Regions from separate parts of the Homo sapiens genome. Here region 1 is linked to region 2. Evidence: chromatin loops called from intact Hi-C (ENCODE). Cell type or tissue: OCI-LY7. All regions are shown on one strand.

Evidence for each region. Hi-C counts contacts between places; a loop is a spot of excess contacts. Peaks named below come from ENCODE experiments on the same cell type or tissue, not always from the same donor. Only the 100,000 strongest peaks of a DNase experiment are listed, where the experiment ranks them.
Region 1: it touches region 2 in a loop (3-fold over the local background); 7 of 110 quality-filtered maps call a loop at or near these places.

The regions. Positions count from the first base shown.
Region 1 is chr5:127,491,696-127,494,195 of GRCh38, forward strand. No RefSeq gene overlaps it. Among named protein-coding and RNA genes, the nearest start is that of PRRC1, 25 kb to the right of the region's middle. In OCI-LY7, CTCF peaks have their summits at 1,354 and 1,572; DNase peaks (open chromatin) are centred at 1,246 and 1,446.
Region 2 is chr5:126,538,063-126,540,562 of GRCh38, forward strand. No RefSeq gene overlaps it. Among named protein-coding and RNA genes, the nearest start is that of ALDH7A1, 56 kb to the right of the region's middle. In OCI-LY7, a CTCF peak has its summit at 1,291 (motif pointing left); a DNase peak (open chromatin) is centred at 1,269.

The sequences.
Region 1 (2,500 bases), 950 kb after region 2:
AGAAATGTACATTCACTTTTGCCCTAACAGACTATGAAAGTGCAGTCCATTTCTAAGCAGATCACTTTGGCTCTAACTTTTAGAATATATTTACTCATGAACCCCATACCAATTACTGTGTCCTCAAATTCTAGGGAGCATCTGTCTTGCTCTTTGATTGTTTCTGTCAATATATGTCCCTGGCTGGGATTAAAATGAGAGTAGCATTAGCGCCACATCTAGATGGAGACGAGAAACATCATGATTCTCCAATTTTCTCTTTAAAGAAATACTGTACTTCTTTTCTTCATCTTTATCATCCCATAACCAATTCTCTAGCCTGGTTTCATACAGCATTTGAAGCGAAGGATGATTTAAGTTTTGTAAACCCAGTCTCACATTATCTTAGAATGCCCAGCAAACATGCACATTGAGAAGCTGAGACTTTAGCTGAAACATCAAGATAACAAAAAAGTCACAGCTAAAATCTTCTCTTTCTCTTACACATGCGCACACACACACACACACACACCTACCTGCACCCAAAATTTGAGCCTTAAAAAAAAACCAAACATAATGTAGACCCATTCTTGTATCTCAATGTAACAAAATTAGAAATCAAAAAATAAAGATAAAATCCTCATACAATTGGAAAGTTTAAAACACAGTTTTAAATAAGTCATAAATCAAAGAAGATAATGGAAATTAAAAAATAATTAGAACAGAATTACCAAAAAATCCCTGTGGATCAAAATTTGTATACCTAAAATTTAATTTAAACTAAAATATAATTACATGGGGAAAATTGCCTATATAGAGTAAGGATTTAACCTTTACTAAATGCCAGTAAGATGTTGCTTATAGATTTTGTTGTATTAGATCATGTATATTCTTTGTGTCTTTTTAGAAAGCAATTCATTCCTTTTAAAAAATTTTAATTTATGAGAATCTCTAAAGTAATTTCTTATTCTTCACATGGTTATAATGAAAACGGACTGTTCTCTAAATACTGCGATACTTCAATGACATGTTTATATTATTTAAGTAATTCGTTAAAAGCAATTTATTCTCTTTTTATTCTCAGGTAGACACATTAGGGTAAATCTCCTGCATTTCAATTGATCTTTAAAAAAAATGAGGAAAATTCAGGGCCTTAAGAATAAAGTGCTAGCAATGACAATCAAGTGCTGAAAGCAGAGAAAGAAAAATATATGTATATATATATTATTTTAAAAGCTTTGAGCTCCCTCTAATGGCCTTTGGTAAAATTCCCAGAAGCAATAAGACAACTTTACTTAAGTAATAAATCTCCAATAAAGATGTTTTAAGAACATCTTCAAAATGTTCAGATTGCTGTTTTACTTTAAGTAGAGCATTCATTGTGGGGAAAAACTGAGCATATCCAAATGTTGCTGTGGGAATGTCCTTTCCTGTCTACCTGTTATCCTGTTACTGATGAGAGACACATTTTCTCTCCCCCTAGTGGATGTTTACAAAAATGACACAAAGATATTACCAAACTAAGAGATTAAATTATTGCAATCAGAGAATTTAGATAGCACTAGCTGAGGCTCTTGACATGATTCAGCCTAACCTGTCATTTTGTGCTAGAGGAAATACAACAAATTTATGACTGTGTCATGGTCCAGGGGCACAGGCTCACTAAAATACTGAAGCAAATTTTAGGACTATGAACAATTTCCTTCACTCTACGCCTTACTTCTCCTTAATAGGGTTCCTGTACAACAACAGGAATTACAGTGGAAAGAACTGCAAACCTCAGGAATGATTTAAGAAGTGTCCAGGGAAATCCAAAGACAACAGAGGAGACGAAAACAGGGACACCAGAGGAAACTTTAGCCTCTGACAGAGCTACTGCAAAGAGGAAACACAGTCGAACTCCCAGTCATATAAAACCTCACACTAAAGACATAAAACCTCACACTAAAGACATAAAACTAAAGACATAAAACCTCACACTAAAGACATAAAATATATAAACCATAAAACCTCACACTAAGGACATGTTTATCTGTTTTTTTTACCCAGTACTTCATATTTAGCTTTCATCAAAAAATTACAAGGCATGAAAAAAGGTGAAAACCACAGTGTGAAGAGACAGAGCAGGCCTCACAACTAGACTCATATATGGCAGAAATTTTAGAATTATCAGACTTGGAATCTGAAAGAATTCTGAGTGATATGCTAAGGGTTCTAATGGAAAAAGTGGACAACATGCAACTACTGATGGGTAGTGTAAATACAAATATGAAAACTCTACGAAAGACTCAAAAGTAAATGCTATTATACAAATTAAAAATCCTGCAATAGAAGGGAGGAATGCCTTCGATTACTTATCAGTAGACTGGACATGGCTGAGAAAAGAATCAGTGAAATTAAAAATATATCAGCACTAACCTGCACATTGTGCACATGTACCTTAAAACTTAAAGTATAATAATAATAAAATAAAAAAATAAAAAATAAAAATATATCAGTAAAAACATCTCAAACTGAAAAG
Region 2 (2,500 bases):
GGAGGCGGAGCTTGCAGTGAGCAGAGATCGCACCACTGAGCGGAGATCACGCCACTGGACTCCATCCTGGAGGACAGAGCGAGACTCCGTCTCAAAAAAAAAAAAAAAAAAAAAAAGTGTGTAGCTCTTCCCCCCTCACTTTCTTCCTCCGGCTCCGACCACGTGAAGACCATGCCTGCTTCCCTTCGCCTTCCGCCATGATAAGTTTCGTGAGGCCTCCCCAGCCACACCTCCCGTACAGCCTGTGGAACTGTGAGTCAATTAAACCTCTTTTCTCATAAATTACTCAGTCTCAGGTAGTTCTTTATAGCACTGTGAGAACAGACTAATACACACATCAATCCTAATTTTCTGATTTTGATGGTTGTAATGTAGTTATGCAGGAAAATGTCCTTGTCTGTGGGAAATATACACTAAAGCATTTGGGAGTAACAGGGCATCAGATCAACAACATTCTCAAATAATTTAGGGGGAAAAGTTCTATGTACTTGCAACTTTTCTTTAAGTTACGATTATGTCACAATAAAAGACACTGCAAAAAAAAGGAAAAGTCAACAATTAAGAGTCAGACAGGGAAGGTGAGCAAATAAGAACTCTGCTATTTCAGGGACACTATTCACATTCACAAGAATACTATGAGGCCAGGCTACTTGGATTCAAATCTCAGCCCCATCATTTATCAGCTGTGTGACTTGGGGAAAGTTACTCAACCTCTCTGTGCCTCAGTTTCCAAATCAATAAAGTGAAGATCATAATAGTATCTATTTCCTAGGGTTATGAGAATTCCATGGGTTTATATTTGCCAAGTGCTTTTAAAAGTGCCTGGAACACAGTAAGCATCATTTAAGTGTAAATAAAACGAATGACCCATGGAGTTATTCAAAATGGAATAACCTCACACATATGCTCACTGCAGGGAAAGAAGAATGGATGGAAAATTTTTTTAAAAAAAGTTTTGTTTTGTTAGGACAGGGTCTCACTATGTTGCCTAGGCTTGTCTCAAATTTCTGGGCTCAAGCAACCCTCCCTCCTCAGCCTCCCCAAATGTTGGGATTACAGGGATAAGCCATTACGTCCAGCCACATTTTTAACTTAAAAGATACAAACCTGCAATTATAGGCAGTAGGAAAGGCAAGTTACCAATGGTGCTGGAAAGTAAAGCAGCTCATAAATGTGGGGCATTGTCTGTTGACTGCAAAAACTTTTCCATGGTGACCTCCTGGATACAAAGTCAACACAACTCACTTCCCTGCTAAACAGATGATTGCTTTGACCAACAGTGACACCTACAGGTCAACACTGTAAAGACAATTCAATTATATCTGAATGTGGGCCAGATTTCTATAACCCTGGAATTGCCAGGCTGTAAGGATTCTCAACAAGCAAATAGCAAACATTGAGTAGTTGTTGGATCTATATTTCTATTTTCAAACCTAATCTACCTTAGGAAGTAACTGGTCTCTGCAGTAATTTATGCATAAGATGGGGAATCCCATTCACCGTAACAACTGAGCCGGGCACGGTGGCTCACACCTGTAATCCCAGCACTTTGGGAGGCCAAGGCAGCCTGGCCAACATGGCAAAACACTGTCTCTACTAAAAATACAAAAATTAGCCAGGCATGGTGGTGCGCACCTGTAATCCCAGCTACTCCAGAAGCTGAGGTATGAGAATCACTTGAACCCGGGAGGCAGAGGTTGCAGTCAGCTGAGATAGCACCACTGCACTCCAGACTGGGCAACAGAGACTTAAAAAAAAAAATCCGAAATCATAAAATATATAGGAATAAACACAAAAGTTGTTAAGACGTTGCATGAAATAAACTGCAGAATTTTGCTAGGAACCATAAAAATTTGATCAAAATACGTATCATTGATGTTTTTAAGATCTAAGTATTATATATTAGTTCTTCCTAACTTATAAATTTGAGTCCAATAAAAATCCCAAAGAAATTTTTTAAAAACCTGGAAAATGTTTCTAAATTTTATTTAGGAAAATAATTAAAATATTAAAAGCTGAAAACGAATGTGGAAAACATCTTAATAACAGTACCCAACATTTATTGAGCCCTTATCATGAACTTACCAGGCACTGTTAACTTTTATAATTTTACGCTTTAATCCTAACAATTGTATGGGACAGATATTATCAGCATCCTCATACAGTGGAAATAGATTATTTAAGCTTAGCAGCATCTGTGTTTCTTACCTAGGATAACAACTCTCATTTCTTTTAGGGGAATTATCTGTCCTTGATTTCAGCATTAGGACTATTAATCCAGGTGCTTTGCTCTCCCCTTGCCAAGGGGCAGGTAAATTACCTTAAAGGTAAATGATCCATGCTAGGCAAATTGCTTGGTCCTTTCCTGCAGTTTTAATTTTGAGAAACAAAAAGCCTAAAAACAGTTGAAGTTCACTCATTCTAGCAGTGGCGTTTCCACAAGACAGTTGATTTTTACCTGTTACCTAGCTAGGTCCCTAGAGGTAAGGAGACAAACTCA